Linked DNA regions of Mus musculus: region 1 is linked to region 2. A link is a contact called in ENCODE POLR2A ChIA-PET data. All regions are on one chromosome and are shown on one strand. Each heading gives the region's core, a stretch centred on a gene start or an enhancer-like site at or near the end of the contact. The rest is flanking DNA. Distances are from core to core; before and after follow the strand shown. Region 1 holds the start of Arl2bp (ADP-ribosylation factor-like 2 binding protein). Region 2 holds the start of Cpne2 (copine II).

Region 1 (4,547 bases), core at 6-2,505, 130 kb after region 2:
ACTGAGGGAAGTTGAGATAGGAACCTGAAGGCAGGAACTGAAGTAGATAAAGAAATGCTGTTAACTGGTTTGTTCTCCATAGCATGCTGAGCTTCCTTACATAGATCCTACACCTGCCCAGATATGGCACCACCCACAGAGGACTGGGCCTTCCCTCAGTCATTAAAATAATCCACATTCAAAACCAGGAGGTGATGGCACATGGCCTTTAATCCAAGTGCTTGGAAGGCAGAGGCAGGTGAGTCTCGAGTTCAAGGCCAGCTTGATCTACAGAGTGAGTTCCAGGACAGCCAGGGCAACACAGAGAAACCCTGTCTTGATGAAAAAAGACAGACACACACAAAATCAACTTCTTTCCAGGTCACTCAGGTCAAGCTGACAAAAAACCTACCAGCACGCCTGTCTTCAGCTTGACCAGGATACTCTGATCTTCCAGTGTCTTTGAAATCATCTTGGTTCCTGATGCTGTTAAGATAGATCCATGGATACACATTTTATGTCCATTCCAAAATGATTCAGATTGGCCACGTAACCCTAATTCATACCATAAATTTTCTAGTTATGTACTACACATTTGGCTAAAAGGTATCAGACCACCAAAGAGGCATGCTTAAAAAGGGGGCGGGGGGGGGGGGCGATCCCAGGAAACCTTTCTTCATGGTGTGGCAGTTTTAGAGGGGACTTTCTCCAAAGCAGTTATTCAATTTCTGATTACATCTCTCTCAGTGGTTGTCAACATTTTTGTGCTGCATAATTACCCAAGGAACCACTTACTGCCTAATAATTGTTTACGGGTTTGGTGCGAGTAAGCTGGCAGCAAACTCACTATGTAGCTGAGCAGGTCTTGAATGCCTTAAACCTCCACCTTCCAAGTGCTGGGACTACAGACGCATGCCACAACGCACTGCTTTTGATTTGAAGATCACAAATTAAGTTACAAGTCATCCACTTAATGCCGTGGACCCTTCCATACTTCCAAGAAGTAACTCTCTAGTAAATCAGACGTCTGCATTATCTAGGACAAACTATGAGAGTGGCTTTCGAGCAATTTGGCTATTTCTAGCGCTCTTAAAACACGGTTTCAACTACCTGATCTTTACAATTCCTAAATTGAAAATGAAGAAACCGAGGCTCTTGGCTCCAATTCTTTCATCCAGAAAAAAAAAAAAAAAGTCTACTGCCACCATTTTTTGCAGTCTTCTGCGTGAGACCGGGAACCTGAGGCTGTGATTGGCTGCTGGAACCGCGGGTAACCATAGTGACAGGAGGCGGGGCTGCGAGCTCCGTCTGCCCTAACACACCGGCGGGGTAGCCCCGCGAGAGGCCGGCGGGCGCTGGGCCCAGCCAGGAGCCGCAGCCCCGTCCTCGCGCGATCGCCGGGCGGGGCGTGGGTGCGGCCTTCTGCGGGCCCTTGATGCAGTTGAGGCCGCGCGGGTCAGAGAGGATCCCGGCCCGGCGGCGGGCGCGGTAGGAAGCGGCAGGGCCCCGGGCCCGGGCCGGTGACTGCGGCGCCCCTACGATGGACGCCCTAGAAGAAGAGAGCTTCGCGCTGTCCTTGTAAGTGAAGCGGCCAGGGTCTGCTCGACCTCGGCCTGCGGACGTCCTCTGGGTTGCGGGCTGGCCGGTCGAGGCTCCGCTCTAGCGGGGCGTTTTCTTCCCGTGGCCACCACGGGCATATGTCACAGATAACCAGCGCTTCCATCACAATCCTCTGGCCTCAATCGTGGCCGTCAGCAAAAACCCAGAGGCCTTGAGCTGCCCAGGCTGGCGGCGGCCTCACCGCCTGTCTAAAGCCACTCCTGACCAGTTACCCCCTAGGCCGGTGCCACTCCCGCGTGCGGTCACATTCACCAGCAGATAGGTGTGGCGTTAAGAGCCAGGATGCGGTGAGTAAATCCTGCGGGTAATAAACGCGGAAGTATGAAGTTGTGCCGCACCAGCCTCAGCTACCCAAATTGTTGGCTGCTTTTGTGATTGTCATACCGGTTTTCGTCACGAGTGTTTTCCTGTGTTTGTAATTTCTGTACTAGACAATAATCCTTGATTGGTGAAACTGAGTGATGGGAGGATCATCTTGCTATTATTTTTATGCACGTTGGGAATCTTACATTTTAAAAAATGCTAGTGGGCTTTGTTGTGATTGCCTGGTGTGTGCAAGGCCTTGGGTTCAATGCCCTTACCCACAGAAAACACAAGTTCAGCTCGAAAAATAATTATTTGGACCGGCACCTAATCCTGATGTGTTTTTTCAGCTCCTCCGCCTCTGATGCAGAATTTGATGCTGTGGTTGGATGTTTAGAGGACATTATTATGGGTAAGTTTCGACACTACTAAGTGACTTGTGCCCCTCTAGTTCCTATGGTCAATTCCTTGATTTAAATCAAGTAGACCCTTGCTTTACAACAATTTTTTAATGTATTCATTTACATATGTGATGGATCGTGGGTGGGGTTGTTGCCAGGAGACTATGGCTATGTGGAGCTCAGAGGACAACTTTGTGGAGTTGGTTCTCTCCTTCCACCTTCATGTGAGTTCTGAGGGTTGATCTCGGGTCACCCGTCTTACACAGCAGTGCCTTCAGCCCCCAAGCCATCTCAACACCCCAAACCTCTGCTTATAAGGGCATGCAGAGAAATAAATGTGAAGAGTTGATTTTCAAAACACAAAACACTGAAATTTTAACACACCGCACAATGTAATAGTAAGCAAGCCATACTGAGTTTTGTTGTCTTTATAAACAATCTGTGGGTCAGCAAGATGGCTTAGTGTGGGTAGTGGCACTCGCCCACAAGCCTGACAACCTTAGTTTAATCCCCAGGGTCCACAAGGTGGTACTGGCTCCCTAAAGTTGTCTTCAGACTTCCATACACAGGCTGTAGCAGGCATGCGCCTACTTGAAAACAAAATAAGTAAAATTATAATTTAAAGAAGAAAGAACCCAAAACCTAGTATGTGGCACACCTCTATAGTCTCAGCACAGGTGGGTAGAGGCAAGAAGATAGGAGAGTTCAGGTCCTGGCTCTGCCCTCTAAGCTCTCATGCCTTTTAATTAATGGCCATTGATTGAAGGTTTCAGAGGAGACCAATTTAGGAAACCAGTTAACTGGCAGATAGGACAGAGCTCTTGGCCAGGCTTCAGGTGATATTGACCAATTTTATTTCACACAGGCAATAAGAAAATTTTTGGTTGTTATATCGTTTTGAGCTTTAACATTTTCATGCTATAGAACAGAACATAAACCCTAACCCTCTACAGCACTTGTCCATGCAGGAAACTGGGTGTCAGATCTCATTGGATCTCTTCATTTTCTTTTGTTGTTTGCCTTAGGGTTTGTATTCCTGCACAAAAGCATCATGACTAAGAAGCAAGTTGGGGAGGAAAGGGTTTATTCACCTTCATTTCCACATTGCTGTTCATCACCAAAGGAAGTCAGGACAGGAACTCACACAGGGCAGGAACTTGGAGGCAAGAGCTGATGCAGAGGCCATGGAGGGTGCTACTTATCGGCTTGCTTCCCCTGGCTTGCTCAGTTTGCTTTCTTATAGAACCCAGGACTACCAGCCAGGGATGGCACCACCCACAATGGGCTGGGCCCTCCCCCTTGATCACTAATTGAGAAAATGCCTTACAGCTGGATCTCATGGAGGCATTTCCCCGAGGGAGGCTCCTTTCTCTGTGATAACTCCAGCTTGTGTCAAGTTGACACACAAAACCAGCCAGCACAATGTTGTTTTTTAGTTTTTGGGTTGTTTTTGATATTGTTTTGTTTTGGGTTTTTTTAAGATTTATTTACTTATTTCATGTATATGAGTACACTGTCACTGTCTTTAGACAGACCAGAAGAGGGCATTGGATCCCATTAAAGATGGTTGTGAGCCACCATGTGGTTGCTGGGAACTGAATTTAGGACCTCTGGAAGAGCAATCAGTGCTCTTAACCACTGAGTCATCTTTCTAGCCCCCTTGATATTGTTTTTTGAGACAGGGTTTCTCTGCGTAGCCCTGGCTGTCCTGGAACTCTGTAGAGCAGGCTGGTCTTGAACTCAGGAATCCGCCTGCCTCTGCCTCCCAAATACTGGGATTAAAGGCGTGCGCCACCACTGCCCGGCCGCTTTATATTCTTGATGCATTGTTTTATTGGTTGGTTTGGTGTTAAGAGTTTTGTTTTTAGGGTCTAACATCCAGGCAAGCCTTGATCTTCCTGTCTTCTTGCCTCAGGCTCCAAGAACTAGGATTGCAGGTGGGGCGTGGCAGAGGCAGGTGGATTTCTGAGTTCGAGGCCAGCGTGGTCTACAGAGTGAGTTCCAGGACATCCAGGGCTACACAGAGAAACCCTGTCTCGAAAAACAAAAGAAAAAAATGAGTAAATGAAAATGTAATTTAAAAAGCATGTTAAGGAGAAATACCAGATAGCTCTTCATGGGCAATTAGTGTATCGGTATGGCTCTCCCTGGCCTTCGATCGAGCGCTCGCGTGTGTTCTCTCTCTCTCTCTCTCTCTCTCTCTCTCTCTCTCTCTCTCTCTCTCTGTGTGTGTGTGTGTGTGTG
Region 2 (4,178 bases), core at 1,062-3,561:
GTATGACGCTTGCCCTTTAAAGTATGCATGCCTTTTGGGTTTCTGTAGAGTTACACAACTGTTAGTCAACTTCTCGTCGATGTGAAAAACAGTTGTGAAAAGGAGGATTTCCTCTGGCTTGTAGTTTTGGCTCATGGTATGCTGGCTCTGTTACTACTGGACATTCAGGAAGACAGAACATCACACCTCGTGATGTTGAGAGAGATCACATCCTCAGGGGCATGACTGGGTAACTTTCCTCTAAAGTTTCCAGTACTTCCCAGTAGTGAAATGATTTATAGAGTAAAATGTCAACACATGAGCCTTTGGAAACATTCCAGATCCAATTCTTACTTTTGAAACCTTTTTTCAGGATTTATTTATTTATTTAACGCATGTGAGTACACTGTCCCTCACTTCAAACCAGAAGAGGGTACACCAGAATCCGTTACAAATGGTTGTGAGACACCATGTGGTTGCTGGGAATTGAACTCATGACCTCTGGAAGAGCAGTCAGTGGTCCTAGCCACTAAGCCATCTCTCCAGCCCTGAAACCCTTTTTTCTTCCCTCCAAGAAACCCTGTATCAAAGAGCAACCACATCCATTCTCCCTCCCAGGCCCGGATGACTAGAATCCCCTGTCTACCTCTGTGGCTATGTCTCTTCTGGTCATTTTCTAAAATGGAATTATCCAGTTGGCCTTTTATGATGAGCTGCCTTTGAAACTATCCCTACTTTAATATGTCAGTACTTTCCCTGGGTGAGTAATATTCCACTGTGTGGACTTTGCACTGAACTTTCCCCTATGAACTGCTGGTATATATTGGATCTTGCCCACATTTTGGCTCTAGTGAACTATGTCTATAAGTTGAGCTAGAATGTTTATTGAACTGCAAGCATTCATGCTCAACTTTTTGCTTGAACAAACATTTTCATTTCTCTTGGGTAGGTACTTAGGAATGGAATTGCTGTGACCCCTGACCTTAGTACTCTGCCCTCCTGACCAAGACCTAGTGACATCTTTTCCCTCCCCTCCCCTCCGTACCCACCCCCCCCCAATCGCCATATTCTTCTGGGTTCTTAGAAAAGTGCTGGTCAAGTCCCACAGCTGAGTTGGGTCTCTGTGCTAATTGCCTTTCATCCTGAACTTCTCATCCATCTACTTTTCTACCTGCCATTGCTTCACAGTCTGGAAGAAGACGTTGCGGTCCCCATTTTCTACCTCTGCTCTAAGTGGCGCCACAGGTTGCTTTGTCCCAGAGCTGAGCAGAGGGCATGGAGGACTTTCTGCGCAAGAAGACGAGGAGAATCTGGAGAAAAGCAGAAAGCTCCGGGGACAGGCAGGCAGAGAGAACAAAGCTCTGTGCCCTAGGGCTGCTTAGTGGGGGCCCTTCTAAGGCTGCAAAGTGCCTGTGACTCAGAGGTGGAGGGAGCTCAGAGCTGCAGCGTGAGTCTCCCGCATTAACTCTTATCTGTCTGGAATAGAAAACCTACAACCTCAGTGCAAGGCTTTACCGCTCAGCCCCACAATCCCGAGACTTGTACACCAGGGCCCAGGGCTTTGGCCATGCTTATTAAGACCTCTGGACAGCCATGTCTCCCCCTACACCTCCCACAACAGAATCTGGTTAAAAGAGCTTCCGTGTGGTAATGTCCAGTGGTTTACTTGCTCCGAGGGTACAAAATACCACTGAGCGACCACCAGCTGCCCAGCGACAAAACAGTCCCTTAAGAACTGGTGCCTCTGGTTCAAAAGCTGGCTGCACAGAGGGGAGGCCTCAACTCTCCCGTTGATCCCAAACCCCACTCCGAACGTCTTTATCTCATCGTCTTTGTCACGGGAATATGTGTCATCTTCCCAGTCTCAGGCGGCAAGAAAACGCTATTGAAAGAAATTAAAAAATATATAATAATAAAATAAAAAAGGAAAAAAGAAAACACTGCGGTTCTTGTGCGCAGCTCGGAGGCAAGTCCTGGGCGTCTCCCCGAGGATTCCGTGCTGAGCCCTGCGCGCTTTAGGGTGAGAGCCGCGGGCGGCGCCCCGGGGGTCTAGCGGACCAGGAGATCGCACCCCCGGGTCCCCGCATCTTGAACTGGAGCGCAACGCGGGGAGCTCGGCGGTGCCTGACGCCCAGAGCGGCGGGCCCGGCGCTGGGTGCGAATTCGCGGCATCGCTCGGAGTGGCAGCCTGCTGCATCCAGGTCCTCGCGGGCCACCAGCCGGGAGCGGGACAGGCTCCGGCTTAGCCCGGAGAGCCGCCCCTCCAGGAAGCGCCCGCCTCGCGCCCGCTTCCCGCCCACATCCTCCCTCGACTGGAGGGAGGAGCCCGCGCCGCAGCCGGGGCCCGAGGAGGGCCAGCCCCAGCCCGGGCGAGCGCACGAGTGGGTACGGCCGCGCGGGTAGCGCCCTGAGCCTGTCCCGCGCCGCCGCCCGGCCGACAGCACAGCGCCCGGGGATGCCCCGGCGGCCCGGAGCACGCTGAGGCTGCGGAAAGCGCGGTGAGTGGGGTCCGCGGCGAGGGCGGGCCGGGCACTGTGTGCGCTCAAGTTCGGCCTGGGGCTTGGAGGGGGAGTGGGTTCAGCCGAAGGGACTCCGATGTCCCTGGCCGCCGCCCCCCGCAGCACGCCTGGGGGGGGGGGGCTCAGCTCCCACCCGGCCACGCGGGGGCGCCCGTCTGCGGGGGGCGGCTGGAGGATGGGCGGCTTCGGGGACACTGGCTAGCTATTTAGGAGACCCTCTTCCACCGTTAGATGTCTAGAGGGCGGCTGTGGGCTAGCGATCGCAGCCGCCAGCACAATTGTTTGGAGGCGAGCGCGCCCTTTGATCCCACCCTGACCAGGACCTGGCGCTACTCGGGATCAGCTCTAGGGCCGACTCCCTGCTCCAACTGGGGAGAAGAGATGGGGAATAGTGCCGGGCGGCGTTCCAGAAGTCGGAGTGTGTTTGCAAACTAGTTTTTGCGCAAAAGCTGTCTGGCACCTGTGTGTTTCAAGGGGTGGAGGAGGAAGCGAGAAGCCCTTCTTTTTTTCCCCATCCCCACAATGGTGCTCCTGGGAAAAATAAAGGAGACTAATGTTCCTTTTTCCTTCTCTTCCCCTCCCTTCCCGAATCCTGTCTTTGGTACAGCTGACTAGTCTTTGGATAAGGGGCTACCTCAAAAGGAGGCTGGGAGTGCCCAAGGTCACAGGTGCAATAGCAGTCCGGAGCTGGGTGGCCATTCAAAGGGTCCTCCTTGTACTCTGATTCTTCCTGCCCTATAAGAATTCTGGGGGAAGGGGAAAGGGGAAAGGCCTTTGAGAATTAGCCCAGATGCCCTTTGTTTTGTCTGACCACAGACCACCATCATGTAGGGGTGTGGAACTGTCACGCAGAGATGGGAAGGGGTATTATACTGCCCCTCTCAGAGATAGAAAGGAGTATTATACTGCCCCTGGAGGTGTCTACCGCATCTTTGTTTGGAGGCATTGTTGCTAGGCAGGCTTCCTGCTGAGAATTCCCTAGTCCAGGGTTAGGGTCCTGCTTTCCAGCCTGGGGAGATCCCCTCCCTTTGCCTTCTTCCAGGCAGAGCTAAACTCTTCCAGAATATAGCTCCCTCACCATGGGCTCAGAAGGGATTTGACGTGGGCTCGTCAAAGTGGGAGGGCCTGGTCATCCTTCCTTCTTGTCAGGAAAGCTGCTGTCCAGGAGAAACAATTTAAGGTCCCTGATGCTTCAGGATTGCAGTCAGGGCCAGAGGTGCCTACTGACTCCTAGCTCTTTGCTTGCTGACTTCTGGTCAAGTGGCTGCAACTCCCCTTGTGAGGTCAAGAATGCTGCCTTTTGCATTGGATGAGAGCCCTTCTCCCACAGGAAGGGAGGCATTTTGGGTTGGGTTGTCATTTCTAGTGGCCTGTGAACAGTCCCAATATGGGAGTTGTGAGAGACTTACCTGGCCTTGAACACCTTTTTGTGACCGGAAGTGGGATGGTGGTCTCAACTGTGTATTTCCAGTTTCTGTAAAGTAGGACCGTCTCCTGGGCCTCCTGGAAACTGACCAGACACAAACACTAAAGCGAGAGTTTATTGCCACCTTGGCAGGGGGCCCAGTGAACTCTGGGGCTGTCCTCAGATGATAATGAGCCCCTGGAATGGGAGAGTTCATCAGATGCATTTCTGCATGGAAAAACCAGGGACAAAGGCTATGGATGCTTGAGTTCTCT

The links. ChIA-PET counts read pairs that join two places held with the same protein, here RNA polymerase II (POLR2A).
Region 1: POLR2A ChIA-PET joins it to region 2 with 24 read pairs in Patski. The contact joins the promoter of Arl2bp here to the promoter of Cpne2 in region 2. POLR2A ChIA-PET finds 5 or more read pairs at or near these places in 2 of 5 experiments (Patski and embryonic stem cell).

What each region holds. Positions count from the first base shown.
Region 1 is chr8:94,665,345-94,669,891 of GRCm38, forward strand. It overlaps Arl2bp (ADP-ribosylation factor-like 2 binding protein), which reads left to right and starts at 1,256. Exons shown (of 6, transcript NM_024191.2): 1 at 1,256-1,557; 2 at 2,253-2,314. The coding sequence starts at 1,520.
Region 2 is chr8:94,530,717-94,534,894 of GRCm38, forward strand. Cpne2 (copine II) reads left to right here and starts at 2,312. Exons shown (of 16, transcript NM_153507.2): 1 at 2,312-2,477.